Regions from separate parts of the Homo sapiens genome. Here regions 1, 2, 3 and 4 are each linked to region 5. A link is a contact called in ENCODE Hi-C data. All regions are on one chromosome and are shown on one strand. The core of a region is the stretch at or near the end of the contact, and the rest is flanking DNA. Distances in the headings are between cores, read along the strand shown. Region 1 holds the start of GNPDA2 (glucosamine-6-phosphate deaminase 2). Region 2 holds the start of COMMD8 (COMM domain containing 8). Region 3 holds the start of SLAIN2 (SLAIN motif family member 2). Region 4 holds the start of NFXL1 (nuclear transcription factor, X-box binding like 1). Region 5 holds the start of SCFD2 (sec1 family domain containing 2).

The links. Hi-C counts contacts between places; a loop is a spot of excess contacts on that map. Pooled maps may share reads with other maps.
Region 1: a loop to region 5 is called in a pooled map, with 4 times the contacts of the local background. The contact joins the promoter of GNPDA2 here to the promoter of SCFD2 in region 5. A Hi-C loop is called at or near these places in 2 of 50 pooled maps.
Region 2: a map of CD4-positive, alpha-beta memory T cell shows a loop between it and region 5 (20-fold over the local background). The contact joins the promoter of COMMD8 here to the promoter of SCFD2 in region 5. A Hi-C loop is called at or near these places in 2 of 168 maps with a recorded cell type or tissue (CD4-positive, alpha-beta memory T cell and naive thymus-derived CD4-positive, alpha-beta T cell) and 5 of 50 pooled maps.
Region 3: a loop to region 5 is called in a map of CD8-positive, alpha-beta T cell, with 8 times the contacts of the local background. The contact joins the promoter of SLAIN2 here to the promoter of SCFD2 in region 5. A Hi-C loop is called at or near these places in 3 of 168 maps with a recorded cell type or tissue (CD8-positive, alpha-beta T cell and naive thymus-derived CD4-positive, alpha-beta T cell) and 9 of 50 pooled maps.
Region 4: a loop to region 5 is called in a map of naive thymus-derived CD4-positive, alpha-beta T cell, with 19 times the contacts of the local background. The contact joins the promoter of NFXL1 here to the promoter of SCFD2 in region 5. A Hi-C loop is called at or near these places in 3 of 168 maps with a recorded cell type or tissue (CD4-positive, alpha-beta T cell and naive thymus-derived CD4-positive, alpha-beta T cell) and 8 of 50 pooled maps.

What each region holds. Positions count from the first base shown.
Region 1 is chr4:44,725,013-44,730,455 of GRCh38, forward strand. GNPDA2 (glucosamine-6-phosphate deaminase 2) reads right to left here and starts at 1,544. Exons shown (of 7, transcript NM_138335.3): 1 at 1,462-1,544. RefSeq lists a silencer at 960-1,254 and an enhancer at 1,747-1,876.
Region 2 is chr4:47,462,321-47,467,142 of GRCh38, forward strand. It overlaps COMMD8 (COMM domain containing 8), which reads right to left and starts at 1,382. Exons shown (of 5, transcript NM_017845.5): 1 at 1,266-1,382. The coding sequence starts at 1,331. LOC107986277 (a long non-coding RNA gene) reads left to right here and starts at 1,563. Exons shown (of 3, transcript XR_001741683.3): 1 at 1,563-1,631. RefSeq lists a silencer at 1,113-1,372 and an enhancer at 3,021-3,070.
Region 3 is chr4:48,339,300-48,344,571 of GRCh38, forward strand. It overlaps SLAIN2 (SLAIN motif family member 2), which reads left to right and starts at 2,230. Exons shown (of 8, transcript NM_020846.2): 1 at 2,230-2,829. The coding sequence starts at 2,441. RefSeq lists enhancers at 1,651-1,770, 2,177-3,090 and silencers at 1,921-2,260, 2,401-2,710.
Region 4 is chr4:47,912,948-47,918,146 of GRCh38, forward strand. It overlaps NFXL1 (nuclear transcription factor, X-box binding like 1), which reads right to left and starts at 1,636. Exons shown (of 23, transcript NM_001278624.2): 1 at 1,418-1,636; 2 at 1,022-1,258. The coding sequence starts at 1,256. It overlaps LOC101927157 (a long non-coding RNA gene), which reads left to right and starts at 1,280. Exons shown (of 3, transcript NR_125879.1): 1 at 1,280-1,757. RefSeq lists enhancers at 504-1,190, 1,191-1,876, 1,387-1,616.
Region 5 is chr4:53,362,026-53,367,329 of GRCh38, forward strand. It overlaps SCFD2 (sec1 family domain containing 2), which reads right to left and starts at 4,036. Exons shown (of 9, transcript NM_152540.4): 1 at 3,079-4,036. The coding sequence starts at 3,916. RefSeq lists enhancers at 3,462-3,511, 3,732-3,931, 3,952-4,001.

The sequences.
Region 1 (5,443 bases), core at 294-2,793, 8.6 Mb before region 5:
AGCTGATTGTTAATAAAACGGAAAAAAAATAAGGTAAGGAGGACGAGAAGCATTAGAGCTTTCCAATGTCTTCTGCATCCTGGGCATGTTATTTTTCTCAGTTCAACACACGTTTGAAGACCTATTATATTCTAAGCACTATGCTAGGTTCTGTAGACACAAAAATGATTAACTCTATTGTCAAAGGGCTTAGAATCACTTGTCTCTGAGGTTGAAAGCATTATTCTCACTCTTCATATACAGAAAACTGCAACTACGAGAAGTTTATTGCTGACGTTAAAAAGTGGCCCGGGGAGCTGGCTTTAAAACTAAGTGTTTCTGACTCAAAGAGACATTAGCCAAAGATGTCTTACCGGTTGAGAATCACTTACGATGCTAGTTAAAAATACAGATTCTCAGGTCCCTCTCCCTAGACACAGTGTTTCAAAAGATCTGAAATGAAGTCCAAGGAATCTCTGCTTTTGCAAATTATCACAGGGGATATTCATAATCAGGTGAAATTTGTTAAGAACACCACACATCTCACTGAAACGAAGTTTAAGCAAGTCTCTCAGACCAAGGTACAGGCAACTTTTTGTTTTCTTAAACTCTCTGGAGGGCGCAGAGTCACCTCCAAAAGTCCCAAATGAATCCCTTCACCCAGAGCAAAGAAGAATTTCTTCACCACATTTAAGTTTTTAAGATTTGACTTTTCCAGTTTTTGCCAATCCTCAGAGATCCAAACTATTGTCGCCTTATGCAATTCTCTGGCATCACAAGACAGCATCAAAAAACAACAGAGCACCACCCTTTCCCTCGTCTTCCTTCAGGTGCTGATTCATTTTGGATGTGCATCGCTAGGAAAAAGGGCTGCTGAATATAAATCGCAAAACTTCAATGGTGGATGACAACTTCTACACCCGTGAAGTTACACAGCTAGTTAATGGCGGGGCCAAGACCAGAATCTACACTTGCAGAACCTCTGCTCTGAGCTTTTCCCTACTCAACCTGACCTGTCCTGAAAGCGTAAGGGTGGCCTGGCCGCGCGTGTGGGACCGACCCGAGGAGGGACGAGAGACAGCAAAGAAGGCTGTGGTTCCTGCCCGGGAGGCGGGGGCTGCAGATTCCCCTCAGCTGCGCGTTTGCCTGGCCCTCACTTGGCAAAGGACAGCGAATGCAAATGAGGATGACTGTTAGGAATTTTTAACGAGTGTAGAGAGAGGTGTCAAGAAGAAGCCGCGAGAGAGGAGAGGGCAGGGACGCCTTCTCCCGTAGGCACAAATCCGGAGAGGACAACCAGGTCCGCGAGTGGCAATACGGGAGACCCCACGCGCCCCCAGCCTCGAGGTTCCTGAGCACCCATTCCGCCCCGGCCCGGCGTCCCAGTCTCAGCACAAAGGCCGCACAGGGCGAAGTTGCCGTCGGGTCCCCCGACCCGAGTCCCCTTCTTGGCGCCCCCGCCGCACCCCCCGCTAAACTTACCGGCAGACCCAATGGTTCTTCGATGCTGGAACAGCGGGAACAAGCAACACCCAACCACCCGAGAGCGACCCCAGCTGACCAGTGGAGCGCGAATCCCACGGACCCGGATGCAGATAAAGGCGCAGGAAGGAACCGCGGCGTGGCTGGCGGGCGCTGCGCATGCGCACCGCCTTTAGGACGCCTGAGGTGAGACGCGAGGAGTTCGGTCCGAGTGCGGTGCGGCTGGGCGCTCTTCTTGCCTGGAAGATCGCAGTTTCTGGGTCATCACTTTACGCTACTTTCCCCTCCCCCCCATCTTTCAAAGAGGGATTTGCAGTAGATTCTTTAGGCTTATGAGATTTAGTATGTAAGACCGTAGTGCTCACACGTACTTTGTTGCTTATGTTGCTGTTTGGCAACATGAATATATTTGCCATTTATGAATACATTTCTCTCTCTACTCCAAGCTATTGAATGCATATTTGCAAACGCAATGACAGATAAGCGTCTTGTGTCAAAAAACTCATCAAAGTTTGCAAAAGGGCAAACAGTACCATGGGAAATCGGGAGCGTCTCAGTAAGAGAAAACACTATATAATAGGGTACTGGCTTTTGCTGAATGAGTCTAAGAAAGGGATAGGGGAAGCTGGAATCAGCTTTGAGCTGGGTATCACAGATGTTTATACAGGAGTGGGAAGGAATTGGGCTGTGGAAATTATTGTAAAGAAAGCAGCTATCATTCAAAAGGAGAAAAGTGTGTTGTGTCTTCACCATGTTCCATCAGGAACACTGTTCCATTAATAACACCGTTTAGGGTTCTGTTAGGAACAATACAATCTTGACTCCTAGCCAACTTAAGGTTCTGTTTCTGTGGAAACTACAAGTTAAAAAAATGTAAAACGCTGTGTCCTCAAACTCGTTATATGAAGTTTTTCACCTGGGTTGTAAATCCAGCCTGCTTCTTTGAATGTAATGACTCCTCTTGCATCCTTTAGTGAAGAGTAGGATGTTACATTCTCGTTGATTTAGCTTCAAACAGCAACATTGCTCACATACTGATAATAGACAGGTTTATTAGTACTATCGCCTTCAGTAAGTTTGCAAAAGCGATTTTTGGCCAGATTCGGTGACTCACGCCTGTAATCCCAGCACTTTCAGAGGTCATGGTGCATGGATGGCTTGAACCCAGGAGTTGGAGACCAGCCTGGGCAACATAGCAAGACCCTGTCTCTCCAAAAAAGATTGAGGTAAAATGATGAAGTAGTTTGTAGGCTATGCATAGAATTTAGGCTTTGTATTGTAGGCAATAGGGAGTCACTTAAGCTTTATGAATTGAAGATAAGAGACTAGAACATACGTGTTTTAGAAAGAATGCTGTAGAAAGGTGGAGACTGAATTACAGTCTTGAATTACAGATATGTGCCACATAAGGAAGTTTAGGTAAAGAATGGACTGGATATTTGGCAATGGTCCCATAAGATTATAACAGAACTGAAAAATTCCTATCACCTAGCGACATTGTAGTAAACGTAAAGTTGTAGAGCAACACCACTCGTGTTTGTGGCTACATAGGTGTAAACCTACTGTGCTTCCAGTCTCATAAAAGTCTAGCACATACAATTATGTACAGGATATAATACTTGATAATAAATGACTATGTTACTGGTATATGTATTTGCTATATTATACTCTTTATCATTATTTTAGAGTGTATTCATTCTATTTCTATTTTTATTTTTATTTATTTGTTTATTTTTTTGAGACAGAGTCTCGCACTGTCACCCAGGCTGGAGTGCAATGGCACAATCTTGGCTCACTGCAACCTCTGCCTCCTGAGTTCAAGCAATTCTCCTGCCTCAGCCTCCTGAGTAGCTGGGATTACAGGCAGCTGCCACCACGCCCGTCTAATTTTGTTTTATTTTTAGTAGAGACGGGGTTTCACTTATTAGCCACGCTGGTCTCGAACTCCTGACCTCGTGATCTGCCTGCCTCGGCCTCCCAAAGTGCTGGGATTATAGGCGTGAGCCACCATGCTTGGCCCTATTTATATTTTTAAAAGTTAACTATAAAACAGCCTCAAGGAGGTCTTTCAGGAGGTATTCCAGAAGAAGGCATTGTTATTATAGATGAGAGCTCCATGTGCATTATTGCCCTGATGAACTTCCAGTGGGATAAGATGTGAAAGTGAAAGACAGGGAGATTGATAATCCTGACCTTGTGTAGGCCTAGGCTAACATGTGTGTTTGTGTCTTCATTTTAACAAAAAAATTTGAATAGGAAAAAAATTAAAAATAGATTTTAAAATAAAAAAACTTATAGAATAAGGATATAAAGAAACAAAATATTTTTGGACAGCTCTCCAATGTGTGTTTTAACCTTAACGTTGTTACTAGAGTCAAAAAGTTTTTTTTTTTTCTGAGACAGAGTCTCACTCTGTTGTCCAGGCTGGAATGCAGTGTCGCAATCTTGGCTGACTGCAAACTCTACCTCCCAGATTCAAGCAATTCTCCTGCCTCGGCCTCCCGAGTAGCTGGGACTACAGGCGCATGCCACCACACCCGGCTAATTTTTTGTGTTTTTAGTAGAGACGGGGTTTCACTGTGTTAGCCAGGATGGTCTCGATCTCCGGACCCCATGGTCCCCCCTCCTCAGCCTCCTATAGTGCTGGGATTACAGGCGTGAGCCACCACTCCCGGCCAAAAAGTTTTTTAAAAATTTAAATATAAAGTAAGAAAGCTACAGGAAATTAAATTTACTATTGAAGAAAAAAAACATCGTTTTATAAATTTAGTGTAGCCTAACTCTACATTGTTTATAAAATCTACAGTAGTGTACAGTAATGTCCTAGGTCTTCACATTCACTCACCACTCATTCACTGACTTACCCAGAGCACCCTCCAGTCCTGCAAGCTCCTTTCATGGTAAATGTCCTATACAGGTGTACTGTTAATATTTTTTAATTTTTATACTTTTTTTTTTACTATACCTTTTCTTTGTTTAGATATGCAAATATATACCATTGTGTTACATTGCTTACCGTATTCAGTAATATGCTGTACAGGTTTGTAGTCTAGGAGCAATAGGCTATACCATATATGTGTAGTTTGTGTATATATGCTAGGTTTGTGTGCATATACTGTATAACATTCACACTATAATGAAATCGTCTGAAGATGCATTTCTCAGAATGTATCCCCATAATTAAGTGATGCATGACTGTATGTTATGAAGACTCCAACACGGAACGACTCTGAGTGTACCTTGTATTTTTCCTACCCAGCCTTGGTATCAGGCATTTCACTAATAGCTGATAGTTGTTTTATTAATCAACAATGGATGTTGAATTTTGTCAAACACTTTCTATGTATCTATTGAAATGGTTGTATGGTTTTCCACTCTAATATGTTGGTGAATTCAATGTTGAGTGCACTTTTATTGCTGGAGAAAATTAGATTTGGTCATTGTTTTTCTTGGTCAGGGTCTTTCTTATACATTTATTGTTGGGTTCAATGTTCTAAAATTTTGTTTAAAAATTTTACACCTATGTGTATGAGGGATATCAGTCCATAGTTTTTTTGTTTATTAGTTTTTTTTTGTGTGTGAAGTCTTTGTCTAGTTTTAGTATCATAGTAATAACAAACTTATAAATTGAGTGGGAAAATTTCCCTCTTCAATGTTTTGGAATAATTTGTGTTGAATTATAGTAACATAATGTATTCTTTAAATACTTGATAGAATTCACTAGAGAAGCCGTACGTACATAGAGTTTTCTTTTTTGAAAAAATTTAACTATAAATCCAATTTCCTGAATAAATACAGGATTATTCAGGTTATCTATTACATAATTTTCATCGAGATGTAATTCACATACTATAAACTCAGGCTTTTAAAGTATACAGTTCAGTGACTTTCAGTATACTCACAATGATATGTAACCATCACCACTATCTAATTCTGTTTTTCTATTTCTATCCCCCACCCCACATCAAAAGAGACCTCATCA
Region 2 (4,822 bases), core at 132-2,631, 5.9 Mb before region 5:
TGAAAAGGGGGGGCCATGGATGAAACCTAGAACGTCAGGTTGAGAGGGGCTGGGTGAAAGTGGTGGTGCCACAAACCGAAAATGAGGCTACGGGAGGAGTAGGTCCAGGGGGAAAGAAGAGCTGAGGCAAGGGCATACTGAATTTGAGGTACCTGTGGCAGAAGCCTGACACTCAGGGAAGAGATTTTGGTTTGGGGTTTTTGGGGTTTTGTTTTGTTTTTTACCTGGCATTCTTGAACCATAGAGGAAGAAATTTTTGGCTGGACCTAAAGATTTAGAAGTCATCGACATATATGGTAATAAAGGTTATGGGCCTTATCTAAATGGGTAGAGTGAAGACAAGGAGAGCCAAAAGCCAATAAAACACTCAGAATCAACAGATCTGAGCATAAGTTCCAGCTCTGCCACTAACTGGATGGGCAATCCTGGGCAAGTTAGCCAAAATTTCTGCTGACATTTCAGGTTCCTCACTTGCAAAAACAAAGAAAAGAATTAGGTGTTTTTTTTTCTTGACCCTGGCAGGAGGTAAGTTCATTCCTTTCTGTCTCCTCCACACTTTCTCCAGTATAAATGGAATAGAGGAAACAGGAAGCCAAAATTGAGACTTATAAAAAAGATGCTCCACCAGGGCACAGGCTGTGTCTCACTCACCATTTACCTCATCCCATCGGGGCGCTCAATCTATGGTAGACTTCAATGAAAAACTGGCTGAACAAATGAATGTGGTTGCTTTTTCCAGATTCTTACAAGCCAGGTTCTTTTACAGACTGGAAGTCAATGGGTACATCACCTCTTGGGACGATCCTAACTAAAGTAACTCGCCCAGTTATTTCTCTTCCTACCAACCACCCTCAAGGGGGGAGGCAGGGTCCGCTTCGGTCTTTGTCACATTGTATTCCAGCACCTAGCTCTGTACCTGCTGTCCGGTAGGTAGGGAGCCTTTGGGAGGTTATGTGTTGAATGAATTAAGAAAACGTATACTAAGAGGCAGCAAACACCGACTTAAGCTTTCAAAGCCCAGTCTGGTGTGGGCGCTTCTGCGCGCAAAGCCCCTGGAGCTGCACCTCTAGGCTGGGGGTGGCGCCCCAAGCTGTCCTCCTAGGCTCCCCAGGGAAGGCGGGGACCAACCACCCGAAATCACGCCCCTTCCTCCTCCCTTCCCTAGGGAGCTTGCGAAGGCGTCCGGGTCGCACCCGGCCTGATCCGCACGCCGGGCTGTCGCGAATCCCAGGCCCCGCGCCGCTTCCCCCGGTACCCGCCCTCACCTGCGGGCCCAGCTCGGCCGGCAGCTTCTGCAGCCGCCACAAGGGCGTCCCCTCTTCCGGCTCCATCCCTGCGCGAAGCTGGGGCTTGGGTCACGTGTCAAGGCTGGCCGCTTGTCTAAAGCTACGACTCGCCCACGTGACTCTCGCCGGCGGGGAGGGGCGTGGACCCAAGAAGTCCCTGTGCGCTTGCGCAGAGACCGAACTACCGCTTTCCCCGTAACCAGGGAGACTGCAGTTTGCAGTGATGTGGCTAAGATACCCTTGTGCTATTAAAGGCACATTTACGTATCTTTCAACGCAGTTTGTACCTTTGTTTAGGGTTCTATTGAACTTTCTCTGTGCTCTTTAGAAAACCGTCGAATAAAGGTAACCATCTTTTTGGGTGCCTGGGCATGGTCATTGTCCCAGAGTTTTAACAGAAGTCTCTACTAAAGTATCCTGATTTGCAAGGTAAATTAAGGTTTTGCCATGAGCAACGTTCTGTATATAGATCATCCTAGGGAGAAGGTACTATTTTCAGCCCTATTTGCAGAAAGCAAACATGATTAGAGAAGTCACTAAGGTTGTCAGATTTAGCAAATGAAAATACCAAGCGTCCAGTTAAATGTGAAATTTCAGATAAACAATAATATTTTGTTGTAAGTATCCCCTAAATATTGTATGGGATATATTTATACTGAAAATTATTTGTCCATCTGAAATTCAAATTTAACTGGTGTCCTGTATTTTATCTGGCAACGCTAAAAATCACTGACCTAAGTAAGAGGCCCAGTCTGAAGTTAAACAAAATCAATCAGACTCAAGAGCCATGCTATTAATGTTGGACTAAGCTCAAAGTCCAAATATCCTTTCTGTTATTTCTTATTACAGCTGTTACTTTAATCAGGTGCTGAAGAATTCAGTGGTGGTAAAATGAGCATGTCCTGCAAAAGCGGATAATAATAACTAGTAGACCAGAAACAGGAATTACAATCTAATTTATAAATTTAATAATAAAAGTGGTGCAAAATGGTGAAGCAGAAGAGAAAGTATTCAATCTATGGGCTACGCAGAGAAAAACTACTCATTAGCAGCATTCTAGGTTTACCTCCTACGTCCTTTCTCTGTGTGCCTCAACTCTAAAAGGTGAAGTCAATTTCTTTCTCCCGTGAGTTTTCATGATATTTTAGCTGTCCCTCACTTATTTACCACTTTCTAGTTCTTAATGCAGATAGATGCACAACACTCATTGCCCTATCTTAAATGTAATTGTCTTAAGATACTTTGTGAATAGGAGCTCCCCTAGTAATAGTTAAAATGAGAAGTCTGGAAAACTACTTCACCTGAGTCTTTCTGTAAATCTAATGATGGGTAAGGTCTATTTTGAGAAAAAAACTTAAATTTTATGTATTATAATAATTGGGAGAAAAGTACTTTCAAGCATCTACTATATGTCAAACCCTTCATATATTTTTATCTTACTAATTCCTGCTACAGCCTTGTACAGTGGGTATTACAGATGAGGAAATGAACTTGAAGTAATATATTTTGTAAGGTCACATAGATAGTAGTTACAAAATCACTGGTCTGAGGCCAGAAACGGTGATCTCAGTTTGCATGCTTGACTACCCCTGCTGAGGAACTGAAATGATATGGCTTACCTAAGGCCACGTAACATGACTAAATAAGGTAAAATGACACACCTAACAGGGCCCAAGGTTTAGTCAGAGGACAGAGAATTAGGTCCTAACTCATCTTTCAAGCAACACTGAGTACTAAGAAGAATTTGATCTTTACTCTTGAATTTGGATGGGACAAAATTTAGCCTGCAACAAATATGGTTTCCAAAATAGTTAACAACTTGCAAGAGAGACAGCGCTTAATATTTGCCCTTTGATTAGTAAGAGGATGTTCTTATGTGTGTAATCCAAGAGGTTTTCAAAACATATGTCTGTCTCTTGTAGTTCCATCTCTATGAGGTATATTCTGGTCTCCATCTCCCAAATCTTATTTGTACTATAGCAATCTTTAAATGCATGAACTCTGGAGCTAAACTTCATAAGTTCAAACCCTGGCTCTGCAAATGACTATGTACTCTGGGCAAGCTATTTTCACTTCTCTGTGTTTCTCATTCCTTACAACAACCCTGTAAATTGTATAATTGGTTATAATGACAGCCTAGGATTTACAGGGTGGTTGTAAGTTGATATATGTGAAGTTCTTGCAATGAAGTCTGGCCTGGCACATAGAAAATTGTATTATATTCCCTTCTATGTGGACTTCTTTGCTCTACTGTTATCTAGCCAAAGTCTAGTGGGTTCCAGAAAGTTACCCTCCTAGTGAACTGTCACTGCCTTAGAGATGTGATCTGCATCTGAAACCCAACTAGCCAGCTATATAGTGCTGTATAGGTGATGTAGGTCATTGCTAACAGCTGGGAGAGGTGTACAAAGATCTTAGGTAAACCACAGTGTGTGCCCTTGCTGAGCTTAAACTGGAATTCAAGCTTGCTATTTGTGAAATAATTTGGTGCTCTTTTTCTGAAGTTAGTTTCCTTGAGATTTTTTGTTTTGAGGTGGAAGGAGGAAAGAGTTTTGCGCGCCATGCTTTGGGAAATTCACTCATTCACTCATTCTTTAACAATTGTTGATTAAACATCTACCATTGATTAGATGCTCTAATGACTCTGGGAATGCAAGCAGTGGACAATAATTTACCTTCTGGTTTCAGAGGAGAAGGAGTGCTTAGATAATGAACAAATAGACAATTAAGATGATGAAATATACTGAGAAGTATCTTCAGGAAAATAAAACAGTCATGTAATAGAAAGGGATGGTAGAAATATACCTTAGATTGGTCAAAAAGCACCTAGCTAACAAATGGCATTTATACTAAGGCATAAAGGCTGAAAAGACATGAAGGCAACATCTGGGGAAAAATAGTTGTGAGCAGAATGCAGAGGCTCTGAGGCAAGAGAAAGCCTGCCTTATTCAGCATAATTACCCAAGGCCTGTGTGGCTGGACAGGCCTTGAAGATGCCAGAGATGTGGGCATGGATTTGGTAAAGAAGATACCAGAGATGTGGGCATGGATTTGGACCAGTGAATTGACATAATGTGGTTTACATTTTTAAATGCTTATACCATGGAAACTGGAAAATAGTTATGCTATGCAAAACAGATCTTAGAGTGCAAGAGCAAAAGAAGGGGAACCAATTTGGAGGCTACTCCAGACTTATTCTAACTAATATAGAGATTAGAGTTAATATGGCCTAGTTTCCACCCCCAGACTGTAGAATTCCAGGGGCTTAGTGATAGATGGTGGTAGCAGGAACTAGATACAAATGGAAAGAATCAAAATATATTTTGGAACTAAGACCTATAGAAGTTGATGGTGGATTGGATGCTTGTGGAAGAGAAAGAGATGCTTGTGGAAGTGAAATGCAGACTAAAAGAGATAGTAAAGCATCTGTCATCCAAGCCAGCATGAAGTTTTATGCCCTGAACAAGAGACAGAGCCATAGACTATAGCTTCTTTGTTGGTGAAAGTCTTTTTGAGGTGCAATGGTGTGGTGATTA
Region 3 (5,272 bases), core at 980-3,479, 5.0 Mb before region 5:
TATTAAACATCCAAATATCTAAATTCGTGCCTGCCATATAGTAGATATATTCAATATTTATTGAATGAAAAAGGTAAGACATTGAGTAAGGCAATAGAATTTAAAAATCCAAGTATATCTATCCACTATGAACTTCTCTATATATCTAAGTATATTCACTCTCATGTTTTGCAACCATGAGGCCTCACCAGAATCCTTTACTTTTTCATCCTGGAAGAGATACTGGAGATCCTCCAACTCACGCATTCTAAAGTAAACTAAGGACCAGAGATTAGAGAGCAGCGATCAAGGTCAAGTGCATTTATGCTACAGCTAGAACCCGACATCAGGCTTTCTGATTCTTAATTCATTGTTCCACACTACAACAGCTTTTCCTGCCCCACAAACATTAGTGCTAACTTCATAATGTCCGGTGAACTGTTCTTTTCAAGGAGTATATTTGAAGGGTTCGCCTTATAGAAACTGACTAGTTGGAATCTATTTTACAAAGCATTGAATGCAAGTGAAAACTGCTACACGTGAAGTAGTCATGATTTTTAACCCTCCGGCAACAAGTTCAGACTGGTCAGAAAGAGCAATGATATTTAGATGAGCATTACACAGATAATATATATTACTTGACAATTATGTTAGCAAACAATCACATCCTTTGACTAGGTCTGTATAGCTAGAAAAATACTCGACTTATAGTTAGCCAGCAAACTTTTAACACAAATACGTTTTTTGCTACGAATAAATAGCTACGTGGTTTTAAGTAGAACTTATAGTCTACTTAACTTTCAACAAACCAAGTATTGAGTGTCCACTGTGTCAGTGTACTAGACATGGGAAGCAAAAATGAAGTGTCCTTAAATCAAGTAAACAGACAAAAACAAACGAAAAATAATTCTTAGAGAAAAAAGCAATTTAAAAAAAAGTGCAAACACCTATTGAGAACTATTGATCACGTAGTGCTAGAATATGCAGAATAATTAGATCTTTGTGGAATTGTTGGGAAGAGGTTTCCTGAATGAGAGAGTATGGGATTTAAGAAAAGAATCAGATATGGCAGGCGGAGAATATGGCACTAGAAAAGCTAAAGGGTAGAAGCAAGTCAGTCATGGCATGAGTCCACACTCAGGTGTAACAGGACTGGATCATTGTTATTAAACTAAGGGTGGAGGCGGCAACTGAAGAAAAGCTGCAAACACAAGCCAAAGCCGTTCACAATTGACCTCTGAAGACCAACGACTGTGATAATGTGATCAAAACAAAGCATTTAAGTTTTGTTTAGGTTTCCTGCCGCATTCTAAAGGCAGACTTCACATTCTTACAATTTTCTTCATTCTTCAGTATCTGTCAGCGTGTTTAACTACTTTTAACATACAACTTTTAAAAAAGTCAAGACACACTACGAGGAACTTTTTCCGAAGGAAGTGATCCAAAGAACAGAGTGTGAGTCAATAAACGGAGAAAGGGAGTAGAGAAGCGGTTTACTATCCCCCGCTTCCGCCCCAGTGTGCTGTAAACTTTAAGTCGGGAAAACTATGTTTTAACCGATGAGATAATGCCTTTAAAAGTGCTTAGCACACTGTCTGGCCAGTAGGAAGCACTCAAGAAATTATGATTATTTTGACCTTAGACCTCTCTTAACTGTCTGAAACTGGGGTTTCTTATTTTCAGGGGAAGAAACAGGACACAGGCAGTCTAGAGGCTCCTGCCAGCCGAGACAATCTCCAATTAAAAGTCGGCATCGATTAAATATTTGCTGAACAAAGTAAACTGTCTCTCCACCGCCGGGCTGAGCGCCCACTCGAGATCCGGCCCGGAACAAGGGCGAGACTGGCCCGCGGGTCCCACACTCCCTGTAAGGGGTGGAGAACACGCCCACACGCCCAGACCAACAGGCGAGGCTGTTCGAGGACCTTGTTAGCCACCTCAGCCCCGCCCGCCGCGAGCCTTCTGCTGGCCTCCCGTTCTGCAGGGACCCTCCCTAGCCAGCCCGGCCGCGTCCCACATCCGCCGACACGCCCCTTCCGGCCTAATCCCCGCCCCTCAAGCACCGGCCCCGCCCCATAGGCCCCGTCCGTGGCCCCGCCCCGCCGCGAGCTGGCGCCGGGTCCTCTCAGCGCCCGCCGGCGGCCGCGTCCACCCCCGACGCTCTGAGGTCACCGACTGGGCCGGCCCGCGGGGGGCGGAGGGACGGAGGGAAGATGGCGGCAGGGGCCGGATATTGGCGCCGCCTCCCCCAATCCCGGAGCCGGCGCAGATGAGGCAGTTCGGCTGGGGCCAGCGGCGCTTTGGAACCCGAGGTGGGGGGACCCTGGCGGTGGGGCCTGGTCCTGCTATATGCCGGCGCCTCGGCTAGAGTGAGCGGCGGCGACGCCTCTTTCCTCCGTCTCTTTCCCTGTCGCTGCGAGAGCGAGCGGGCGGCGGAGGCGGCGGCGGCGGCGGGGCCGGGATGGAGGACGTTAACTCCAACGTGAACGCGGACCAGGAGGTGCGGAAGCTGCAGGAGCTGGTGAAGAAGCTGGAGAAGCAGAACGAACAGCTGAGGAGCCGCTCGGGGGCCGTGCAGGGCGCCGGCTCCCTTGGGCCCGGCAGCCCGGTTCGGGCCGGCGCGTCCATTCCCTCCTCCGGCGCGGCGTCTCCTCGGGGCTTCCCCTTGGGCCTCAGCGCCAAGTCGGGCGGCGGGCCCGGGTCGGGCCCGAGGCGGACGAGTAGCGAAGAGCTGCGGGACGCCACCTCCTTGCTAGCGGCGGGCGAGGGCGGCTTGCTGGACGAGGTGGAGCCGCTGCGGCCCGACGAGCTGGAGCGCCTGTCAGGCTGGGAGGAGGAGGAGGAGAGCTGGTGAGCGCGAGGCGCCGGGCAGGAGCTGGGCGGGGACGGGCCCGGGGGCGGAGAGCGTCCTCTGAGGGTCCCTCTGGTCGGGCGCCTCGCTTTGTGTAGCCGGGTCCGCTCTCCTGTGGCGACTTGTGGTTTTCTTGCTTTGGCAGAGGGAACGTCAGCTGGAGTTGGGGGTTCGAGGCGTGCGCAAGTAACAGGGTTGTAGCTCGTTGTCCTTTGGATTGTGGACCTTCTGAGTGCTGGACCCTATTGGGGTCTGTGGGTTGGGGCAGCTTGAGAAGGGCTGTTCGCCTGGGGAGGAGTCGGAGGTGGGAAACTGCTTTGTAGGCAGGGATCCTGCTTTGTGTAAGATACTGGCTTTCGGATGGTGGCCCTGGGCATTCTGGATGTAGGAGAGGGGTCTGCTTGATGAGGTATCACCAGGTGTGGGGGTCAGGGGCAGACCAGAGTCGTCTACGTCTATGCAGCGGTTGGTGTTTGGGACCCATTTCTGGCGGGGATGGGGAGACCGTATGAATCAGCACTCCCCTTTGGGTAGTGGGGTAAACCTTGCTTTGTGTGAAGAGAGGGCAGAGGATGGTGCTGCTTTTTTTTTTTTTTTTTTTTTTTTGTTACTCTGTGTGAAGAGTCAAGGGTGGAACGAGCCCTGGCTCTTATTTTCTAAAACAAGAATTGAGTCTGGCGTTTTGCAGAGCTCTGAATTGACAGTTATCACATCCATCTTTCATTTCCACGTCCTTCTAGGGGCAGAGAAAAAGAGTCCTATTTAAAAATTTAAACCAAAGCTATATTGTCATAAGCCACTTCTTGATGAAATTGTGGCCCCCCCACCTTAATATCACTTTCATAAATAGGACATGGGAGGCTTTTCCTCTCGTTTTATTATAAAGATGTGTGTGGGCAATTATTTGTCTTAATTCATTTTTCTTAAAGTTTTAACTTTTAGCTAAAATGTCTCTGCTCTATTGAAATTAAAACTTCTAACAGTGAAATCGAAATCATTCATAGACTCTGGTATTGCAGGGCTGGAACTTTGCAGTGTTCTGAGGTAGTTAAGAGCTTTCCTGGGTTCGCCCCTGGTTTTGCCACTTACTAGCAGTATGACCTTGAGCAAGTTACTCTGAGGCTCACTTTCTTCTTGTATTTGATGGAGAAAATAATAGCACTTACCTCTATAGAGTTATGAAAATTTAGTAAGATAATTATGTATGCATTTAGCGCTGGATCTGGCACATAGTAAACTGTCTAAAACAAGCTGCTATTTGTTACTCTTAAGCCTAGTTACTTAAATCAAGAAACAGTTCTTATATGATGTTGTAGGAGATTCTGGTGATTCTTAAGTGTTGATCCCTGTTCATAAGGCAGTTATAGTCTTGTTGAGAACTAAGTTTTGTGCAGTTAAATAAACTAGAAAGTGTACAGTGAATTACCCAAAGAGTGATAGAACAAAGAGTACTGACAGTGCTCAGTAACTGGGAAAAAAATAGTAGTCCAAAGTAGTTGGGCCAGACTTTGAGGAGGAGGTGGCTTGGAGTCTGAAAGTGAGGAAAGAGCGGGAAGGGCATTTTATGCTCTTGACAGCTACAAGAGCAGAGTCAGAGGTATTTGTAACTCTCAGGAAGATTTGAGTAACAGAATTACTCTTGAGTATATGATGACATACCTTTATTACCAAGTGATATCAAATATTAGAGCTGACTGTGGTAGTGACAGTTTTTGATATAAATGTGAAATTGCATTCTCCCAAAGGAATCTTGGGTATGTATGCACTTTAAAAGAACCCAGAATCTTGTAAATATTGTCACATGGCTCTTGCAAGTGATGATAATAAAATGATGCTCATAATAATGAGGATTAGCTGCACCCATCAGCCCATTTTAGATTATGTATTATTAGAACACATTGAGTCCACTTGGGGAAGCCGATTAAGTCTTTGGCTGCTTTGGTTCCTGAGCATGAGTTTGTTAAGGTAAAGCAAGTCTTCCTTAAATACTGTTCCAGGAGTTTCTTTTGACCAGATGATTCCTGCTTACTGCTTTGATCCTGGCTTCATATCTTGATATTATAGGTGTCCTATACTTTTTCTGAGATTTGTGTGAACTGAAAGTTGAATATAAATCATATTTAAAATGCGTTGGGGTATGTGATTAGGGTAAAAGTTGTAGGGGATGGATGTCAGTGGCAGGAAGATTCAAAGTCAATATTTTTTCCTTTCTTAGCAAGCTAAGAATCTACCTTTTGTAACTTCTAGCTATTGCACCTTCCTTTTCATCTAGAGGAATGTTTCCTCCCGAGTGTATGTGCCGCAAAGTGCTAGTTCTGAAGATGTCAATAAGTGTTATGTAGAAAAAAAGTGGGTGGGTTCTGGGATGGAATAAATGTGGGAAAAACTGGGTTCAACAAAAATAAACAGTTTTCTTTAATGCTGGGCTCCTGGAGATGCTAA
Region 4 (5,199 bases), core at 386-2,885, 5.5 Mb before region 5:
GCTTGCAGTGAGCCGAGATTGCGCCACTGCACTCCAGCCTGGGCGACCAGCGAGACTCTGTCTCAAAAAAAAAAAAAAAAAAAAAAAGTTTACCAAACCTGTTCACACGTCTCCATATTGTATACCTTATCATCACGGCCATTAACTGCATGCTAAGAGAATACCACCTACCTTTCAAATTAGCCTAGGAGAAAAATCATTCAAGATACTCAATTCTGCTCCACACCCCCCAAAAAAATGTATCCTGAAATGCATTCCAAACACAAAAATAAAATGATTTCAGGGATTATTCCCTCGGCCCCATGCACAATTGTGTGTAAGTCCTCCCTGGCTCCACGAAAACATGGTCTTGGATGAAAAGTATTGATATATCGGAGGCAACACCAGATATGTCCACAGAAGGACATGGAATTTGTAAATAGGAACTACAGTCAAGGAAGGTATCAAAAGCTCAAGTGCTTACAAGGAATAAGACAAGTCAAGAAACAAAGGCAAAGGTAAAGATGACAAATGACACCTGGCTCCAGAAATGAGAGAGAATGTGAGATGGAATGCCCAAGTCCAATCTAAATGGGATTTCTGTGACTCAGCCGAGCTGACTGTTGCCATGCACAAAGATAACTAAAGCCACAAGGTTGTTAACCAGATTTTTAAAAACGACAAACAACCGCTGACAATCAATCCACATTTAAAACTCTGTGTTAACCAAACAACATTATAGACCAAATCAGAACACCGGGCCACAATTTACAACTGATGGTCTGGAGATTCAAGTAGGCAAGAGTGGAGGGAAGTAACAAAGGTAATACCACCTAAAATTAAGATGAAAGAGGTGCGATGGAAATCTACCTAGAGTGCCGAAAAGAGCAGCCACCCGAAAGGCTGGAGAAGTGGGCCCGATAACAAACTCCCGAACGAGGGGAAAAGCAGTGAAAGAAAGAAGGCGAGGGCGGAGGCGGTCCTGACTAGTAACTGCCTTAGGAGGCATCCAGGTGAGCACGCGGGCGGGAGCCATTCTCACCGCTGGCTGCGGTAGTCTGCAGGGCTTGGGATCCTGCGGGGCTGTGCCTGCTCCCTGCAGCCGCCGTGGTCGCGACTCCTCCGGGACTGGTGCCAGAAGGAACTGCGCCCACCGACCCCTTCTCTCGCCCTCCTCCGGCGCCGCGGAGATGGACTCCATTTCCTGAGGGGGCGGCAGTGGCCCGTCCCCGGGATCGGCCTCGGCCACCGGCCACCTGGCGCCAGGAAGCTTCCATCCCTGCAAAGGAGAAAAAAAAAAAAAAGAGTGGAAGGAGGTGAGCGCAGCGAGGACCGAGGCGAAGGAGGGTCAGTGCGGAAACCCGGTGTGAGGGGCCGAGTGAGGAAGGTTCCTGCAGGGCGGCGACCGGGTTTTAGGAGGTCGCGGCCCTGCCTTTACCGGAGGGCGAGTCCCCGCCAAGCCCGGGCTTTGGAGATGGACCGAAGAGGGGAGGGAGGACTAGGTACAGAAATAAACCGCGGAGCAAGAAGCACACAGTGCCGAAGACAGAAAGCCGGAGGAGAAGTCGAAACCGCCTCCTCAGCCTCTGCGGGAGCGTGGTAGGGGAAGAGTCACAGACTGACCCTGCGTCTCCCGCCGGGAACCAACTGCAGTGGTACACCCCACGGAAAGCTACGTCTCCTTACCGACTGCGCACGCCCCCAACAGACTACAACTCCCAGAAGCCCCCGCCCGCGTTCCGGCGACTGCGTGGCAGCACGGGCCGCTTCCTTATCCGGTAAAGTGCGGGGGTTGGGTGGGAGGGAAACCCCAAGCGCCTGCGCTGGCCCGAACAGGCCTTTGGGAACTACAACTCCCGGCGTGCTCTGGGGCTAGGGAGGGGTCGAAGGTCATAGGGGCGCGTGGTGGTGGAGGCGGGCGGGTCCGGAGGGTTTCGTGACCCCACAATTTGCTTCTGCTTCTGCAAGACTGCCCTAAACTCACCTGGGTATGAGGATTACATGGCTCTGTCCCTAATTGGCTCTCTGCCATCTTTTATTAGCCTTGCCTTTGAGCTTGCGGATGACAGGAGGTGTCAATGTAAAATAATCAAAAGCGCGAAGTTTGAGGATAGCCTACCTAGAAACACCGACTCCAAGGAAGGAGTCAGCGTTCCGAAGTAGAGATTTAAGATTTCACTTATATAGGCAGAAACTGAGAGGTTTTTTAGCAGGATTACAGCATTTTCTCATACAAGGTTAGAGAATAGTTACAACAATTTGATTATAGACAGTGTTTCTTTTTGGGAAGTGTACATTTAACATTTTTCATAAAGGATTTTCTGTCATCTGGTCTAAGCAAACCGGGGCAACAAAGCAGAAGTTAATCTATAAGGATCATTAAGAAGGCAGGAAGTTTTTGTCCTTAACTTCGTTTAATTCTCTCTAGCCATTGTATAGAACAAGAAAAATAAGAAAGCAAGTTAATCTATAATCTGAGAAACAGAAGTTGTAACCACGTGTAACTCAGATGACAGTCACATCTCTCTCCAGGCTTAGTGAGTTTTAGGCTCCAACAACCTTTAAACTATTTATTTTCATAGGGAAGTCTCACTAACAGGAAAGGCACTTACATTGAAAACGCTTTGAGGTTGGCCACTGTGAAGGAGGGAAATTCGGGGGAGAGTTGCAGGAAAGTGGCTTGAGTAGTAAAAGTACCCTTCTAAAATGCTAGAGCCAATGTAGAAAATAAATCTAAAGCCTGTTATTGTCATAGTCCTTTGTAGTGTGCAATGAGCTTTCCCTGGGACATGCTAATTTTTACCTTCACAGCATCTCCCTAAAGTAGATTTTGTTAAGGAAAATAGTTGAGGGCCAGGACCTAAATCTTATGATTTTGCTGAGTTTTCCAATAAGATACATGTGCATATATACTGACAGGTAGATTGCAAAAATTCATTCTGGGGTCTGTCTGGGATTGAGAAACATATTGATGGCTTATTGTACAGTCCTTCAACTTAGTTAATTCTTCTATTTTAACCATAAATTTCTATTATAATATTTAGATAGCATTTATTAGATGTCAGGCACTGTTTAAAGTGTTTTACGTTATGTATTAACTAATTTGGTACTCACAGTAACCGTGTTTATTATCCCCGTTTTACAACTGAGAACACTGAGGCACAGAGAGATTAAGCAATTTGCCCTTGATCATACAGCTAGGAAGTAGTGAAGCCAAGATTCAATCCTAAGTAGTCTAGTATTAGAAACCATGCTTTTAATGTCTTAAACATAGATATTGCAGAATTGCCTGTACATTAACCAAACTCAAAAATGACATCCCATGGCCAGGCATGGTGGCTCACGCCTGTAATCCTAGTACTTTGGGATGCCAAGGCGGGTGGATCACCTTAGGTCAGGAGTTTGAGGCAAGCCTGGCCAACATGGCGAAACCCTGTCTCTATTAAACATACAAAAATTAGCTGGGCATGGTGGTGGGTGCCTATAATCACAGCTACTAGGGAGGCTGAGGCAGGAGAATTGTTTGAACCCAGGGGGCGGAGGTTGTAATGAGCCAAGATCGCGCCACTTCACTCCAGCCTGGGCAAAAGAGCAAAACTCCGTCTCAGAAAAATGAAAAGAAGAAAAGAAATAACATCTCTGAGAATGATATAACTTCATTGGCTAGAAACTAACAGGTGCACAGCAACTCTCTTAATGCTGCACTTGTATAAGAACTGTAAGTTTAAAGCTGCAACCAGCTTTCAAAGTTTGAAAACCCTAAAGTGAGACTTTTCTTCAGTGGGGTTTTCACATACAGGAAAGGAGCTGTTATACTCTGAGAGAGAATATAGTAATTATCACTGAGTAATGTCCAAGAAGTATTGAGTGGCTACTAAAAAGAGAGATCCTTCTTAGAATTATGTTATATGCCAGAGAGCTGGACTAGCATATTATCTAAATTTCCATGTCAAACTTTATTGAGAAATTTTTTCTGTTCCCTCAAATATTCAATAGCTAATAACAGTGACCAGCAATCCTTGAGTGCTTTCTATGTGCCAGCATTCTTCTAGGTCCTTTTTTCTTTTACTCATCTAATCTTCACAATAACCATGAAGTAGGTATTGTTATCGTCAAAACAATTTTTTTTTATTATACTTTAAGTTCTAGGGTACGTGTGCACAATGTGCAAGTTTCTTACATAGGTATACATGTGCAATGTTGGTTGGCTGCACACATCAACTTGTCATTTACATTAGGTATTTCTCCTAAAGCTATCCCTCCACCAGCCCCCCACCCTGCAACAGGCCCTTGTGTGCGATGTTCCCCTCCATGTGTCCATGTGTTCTCAGTGTTCAACTCCCACTTATGAGTGAGAACATGTGGTGTTTGGTCTTCTGTCCTTGTGATATTTTGCTGAGAATGATGGTTTCCAGCTTCATCCATGTCCCTGCAAAGGACATGAACTCATCCTTTTTTATGGCTGCATAGTATTCCATGGTGTATATATGGCACATTTTCTTTATCCAGTCTATTATTGATGGACATTTGGGTTGGTTCTAAGTCTTTGCTATTGTGAATAGTGCCTCAGTAAACATGCCTGTGCATGTATCTTTATAGTAGCATGATTTATAATCCTTTGGGTATATACCCAGTAATGGGATTGCTGGGTCAAATGGTATTTCTAGTTCTAGATCCTTGAGGAATCGCCACACTGTCTTCCACAATGGTTGAAATCATTTACACTCCCAAGAACAGTGTGAAAGCATTCCTATTTCTCCACATCTTCTCCAGCATCTGTTGTTTCCTGACTTTTTAATGATTGCCATTCTAACTGGCGTGAGATGGTATCTCATTGTGGTTTTGATTTGCATTTCTCTGATAACCAGTGATGATGAGCATTTTTTCATATGTCTGCTGGCTGCATAAATGTCTTCTTTTGAGAAGCGTCTATCCATATATTTTGCCCACTTTTTGATGGGGTTGTTTTTTCTTGTACTTTTGTTTAAGTTCTTTGTAGATTCTGGATATTAGCCCTTTGTCAGATGGATAGATTGCAAAAATTTTCACCCATTCTGTAGGTTGCCTGTTCACTCTGATGATAGTTTATTTTGCTGTGCAGAAGCTCTTTAGTTTAATTAGATCCCATGTGTCTATTTTGGCCTTTGTTGCCATTGCTTTTGGTGTTTTAGTTATGAAGTCTTTGCCCGTGCCTGTGTCCTGAATTGCATTGTCTAGGTA
Region 5 (5,304 bases), core at 2,786-5,285:
CAAGAACTTCCATTCAAGTGGGAGGAGACAGGTAATAAATGATCAATTAGTAGTGTCAGGGAATAGTAAAGGCTATGACAAATAAAGCCAGGTAAGGGTAAGAGAGTGTCAAAGAAGTTCACCCAGGAAGGCCTCTCTGAGGAGCAGGAATGATGTGAGGGAGAAAGCCATATGGATACCTCGAAGAAGAACATCCCAAGCAGAGCTGCAGAGGAAATGCAAAGGCCCTGAGGCTGGAACATGCTTAGCATGTCTGACAATGGCAAGGTAGCCAATGTTGTAAGAGGGGAGATCAGGTATGGCCTTGAAAACAACAGTGAGGAACTTGACAGGAGGTATGATCAGAGGCCACTTGAATACTGAGCAAGTAAATGATATGTCATAGTTATGCTTTGAGGGATTATATAAGAAGCTGGCCTAAGTGGTTGCTTGTCTGTATAGGTTTCATACTTCTTTAATTGTTTTTTAACTATTTGCATGCTTTCCTGTGTCAAATGCTGCTTTGAAGTTCAGTAGAATTAGTGTGGTAATAAAACAAAGGAAGTTTCTGGGAAGTATTGGAAAATAAAACTCTAACTGGAGTCAAGAGAAAATTGGAGCAGATGTTTGTGGAGACAACAAGTATAGACAACTCTTTCAAGTTTGCTATAAAATAAAGCAAAAAAAAAAATGGAATTGAAGTTGGAAGAGCATGAGAGGTCAAGACAGAAGATGTTCCCTGGGTGAAAATACAGAGAAAAGGAAAAAATGATGATCTAAGAAAGGGAGAGGGTATTTGAAAAACAGTAAATCTATGAGAGAAGTGAAAAGAGAGGCTTTAGTCTACATAGGTGAAAAAGTTGGCGTTAGTGGCAGGGACAGTATATTTCTTTTCAATATGAAGGAAGGAAAAAGACATGGGTACAGATGTAGGAAGGGTGGTAGATTTGGTGATGGGAAAATACAGATTTGTTTAGTGGCTTATATTTTCTCAGTGATATTAGAAGCGAGAAAAGTGAGTATGGGGAAGGAGATCTGGACACTTGATAAGGGAGAATCTATAAAATGATTGCTGCCAAATGGCAACTTTGTCTTTCTATGTGTCTTTATTTTGCAAATCATTCTTTTTTTCTTTTTTTTTTCTTTTTTGAGACAGAATCTGACTCTGTCACCCAGGTTGGAGTGCAGGGATGTGATGGTGGTTCACTGCAACCTCTGCCTTCTGGGCTCAAGTTATCCTCCACCTTAGCCTCCTGAGTGGCTGGGACTACAGGTCACCACACCTGGCTAGTTTTTTCATTTTTTATTTAATTTTTAAATTTTCTGTAGAGATTGAGTTTTGCTGTGTTGCCCAGGTTGATCTCAAACTCCTGAGCTCAAGCAGTCTGCCCCCCTCAGCCTCCCAAAGTGATGGGATTACAGGCATGAGCCACTGTGCCGGGCTCTAAATCATACTTGACTACGTTATATTGATACTTGACTACATTATATTGTAAACTTTTAGAGGGCAGAAGTTATGCTCACCTTATTTATTCTGTATGTTTAAAAAAAGGGCGCGGTGGCTCACGCCTGTAATCCCAGCACTTTGGGAGGCCGAGGCGGGTGGATCACGCGAGGTCAGGAGATCGAGACCACGGTGAAACCCCGTCTCTACTAAAAATACGAAAAGTTAGCCCGGCGTAGTGGCGGGCGCCTGTAGTCCCAGCTACTCGGGAGGTTGAGGCAGGAGAATGGCGTGAACCCGGGAGGCGGAGCTTGCAGTGAGCCTCGCGAGATTGCGCCATTGCACTCCAGCCTGGGCGACAGAGAGAGACTCCGTCTCAAAAAAAAAAAAAAAAAAGCATTACCTACTGAAGATGTAAAGAGCTGTTACTATGATGCTGGACAGTGGGATATTAAGTTTTGCCTAACAGAAGTCTTAGGGGAGGGTACAAAATTATGTGAACTTCCCAGTTGATTATGAAACAACTTTGCTACATTTTTGGCATAAAGAGATAGAAGTAACAGTAATATATAGCATCCACAAAAAAACTCAACAAGCATCTACTTATCAGGTTTTATCTTTTAATCCCCTATGGACTCTGTGATGCTACAGTTATTACTTATATATTTAAATCACAGACTGGACACCTGGTTTTTCCAGTCACATAATTAAGTTTACATCTCAGTATTACCATTTAGCCTACTTTCCATTTTTTATCTGAAAATTAATCTTATTAAGATTAAAAACTCAAATATACCTATTTCGTTTTTTATAACTTAATTCAACTTTTTTTCTGACCGATTAAAGGGAATGCCTACCAATGTCAGTTTTCCGATTATTCTCCCTGGACTTGGAAGTGGCTAGGCTATATTACTAACAGTATTATACAACCTAATTAGAGAACAATAAAGTTGACCTTTGAAAATAACATATCAAACATCAGAAAGTGTCTTTTCTTCATCTGCTTTAAGGATTACATTTGTTTCTTTTGTGTAAATAATACATTATTACAATTTGAGATTATTTACTTAATCTTTAATACAATGAGAGCTAAAAATAAATCAATAAACATTTGAAAATATTTTCTACAATTCTATTTCATCTCATTTACTAGTAACATTTAAGTTCAGCCTCACTTTTGAACACTCATTTCCTAAACCTCAATTGTCTGTAATAATTTTATGTTTTCTTGTGCAGTAGTTTTCCTTCCGCTGGGTCATCTATTAACACTTCTCCAACAAACCAGAGTCTTCTTATGAAGGACTGTTGTGAATACTGGCATTCGTAAATTTCTAAAAATAAAATTTCCCAGGTGCACAGTTTTCCTCCCTGTCAGCATAATCTTGGGCTAAAGTTGTTGTTTAACAAGGCAATGGGCATTTATGACATTTCTACCCATTACAGCATTTAACAAATGTTATTGTAATTGCTAATTCACCTGTCTGTATTCCACTTTAGACAATAAACTCTGTGAGATTAGAGACCGTGTCCATCTAGTTCATCTTTGTATCCTCAATCTAATATATAATAAAAGGTCAATAAAATATATGCTGAATCAATGAAAGTCCCAGCAATGTGGGGAATGGTAATGAAGAACTCCAGAGCAATGCACTTACCTGTGAGATCCAGGGTTCTGTCCACAAAAACCACTGATGCCCTGCCTGCAGCAGTCTTCTTCCTGTTCTTTGCAGGGGCATAATTGGCCAGATCCGCAGCGATGACCTGACTTAAGGAACCTACAGCAAAACACTCCTCCCGTACTCCTAAATGTTCACACAGAGAACTGAGGCCTGACACTAGGCATCTGATCTGCAGCAGCAGCTCTGGGGTTAGCGTAGTGGAGTCCACATCACCCAGGCTTCCCAGCTTCCTCTTGTCCGGTCGGGCGCTATTAAGGAGGTGCACATCCTGGGGTAGCAGTGGGAAAAGGGATGCAAAAGCTGGAGTCAAGGCAAAGTGGGGAGCAACAGGGGCAAGCAATAACGGGACATGGAACACCTCGGCCGTGTAGTTCATGTTGCCCATCCATTCACACAGCTTCTCCTCCAGCTGCTCGAACACCGGCTGCTGCCCCTCCATCTCGGCCGCTGCCGCCGCTGGGACATGATTAGCTGTGAGGTGGACAGCGTGGCTCACGGTTGTGACCACCACACAATACTGGAAGTGACTGCGGCAGATGATGTCCCGTAGGATCTCCACGGTCCGGCCTTTCAGCAGGCAGCTCAGCACAAACACTGCCTTGGGCTGCTTGGCTCCACCACCAATTGCGTCGGGCTCGAACTCTCGCAGGTGACAGTCAGGACCCCCCACCGCCTCCAGGAGACGGGTGGATCCGCAGCCCCAGTGCAGGCTCTCGGCGCAGGCGGCGTCCAGGTAAACCACAGCCCGTTTCACTTTGGCCAGCACCTGCTCCCATCCTTGCTGGGTAAAGGACAGTACGCCCGAGGCGCTCATGGTTGGGGATTCGCAGACTTGGGAAACTACGGTGCAGGAACTTCTTTCAGAACTCACCGCTTCCGGAAATTGGGCTCCGGGAGACTTTGACAGTCTCCACAGTACACGTGGTCGGCCTCTGACACGCTCCCTGATGGCGCTCGGTGATGACGTTAAACTGAGCGGTGATTGGCTAGAGAGGAGGCCGGGAGTGAGGAAGGATGGCGCGGTCGGGAAAGAAGTGGGTGGGGCTCTGTGGCTCCGGGCTTCCTCAAAAGCTCGTGGAGATCAGGTGTTTCCTGAGATGGAGCTGAACTGAGTTCTTTCCGTCGCTCGGCCTGTCTGCGCAGATAATCTTCTCAGATAATCTTCTCATGTTCCTTGAAAAGTCTCCGAAATAAAAACCTAATCCGAAATTTGGTATCTTCCTTAGATATGAACACGTCTCCAAAAGTACAGCCACCTTCTCAATCTAAACTCAGAGCAACTAGAAAAAGATAATAAAAACAACCGTGTGCAATATTTTGGGTTTATAGATTGCTGTCACATACGTTATCGCCCACAAGCCTCATAACAAACCCTGTTGTTCTCATTTTCACTTTCTCCATCTTTCCTCCCTCATCTCATCGTCACTACATCTTATAGGCTTAAAAACTCTCAGAATTCAGCCCTTCCTCTCCATTTTTGCTGTCACAAAAACCCAACATCATCGCTCACCCAGGCAATGATCTCCCAACATTTTCTGACTTTTGATCTCTTTACCCTCCAATTCTATTTTCTTCCTAATAAACAAAGTTGGTCCTACAACTTTCCTGCTTAAAAGCTTCTCCTAGCCCAGTTGCCTATAGGATACATCCACACTCTTTAAAAAGCATCAACATCCTTCTTGATTTCTCAATTTCTCTCCAGCTATTCCCAACATGGAGAAAAATTGTACCGATACAATGAAGTCAATAGGCTGAACCCAAAATGTTTTATGGGTTCTGTTTGTTCCACCAATATACTTACATTACTAAGTATAATCTCTGTGCTAAGCTTCAAAGATGCAATGGTTAATAAAATTCATTACCTAATCCACAAAGAATTTACCTGGTAAACTTACCGAAAATAATCATTCCAACAGTACTGCCTGTGAGAGACTTTTTCTAACTCACCACCACTATCACCCTATCACCTCTCACTTCCCCCACCTATCAAACCACTCAATTGATACATTCGCTAAGTACTTGCCATATCATGGGGTAAGTATTAACACTATTTTCTTTAAACTATCTGTTTTGCTAAATTATGCACTAGATGCTTGGTATCCCCAACACTTATAACAGGTGTTCAATAAATGTTCGTTGAATGAATGTTCAATTAATATCCATGGCCAGGCGCGGTGGCTCATGCCTGTAATCCCAACACTT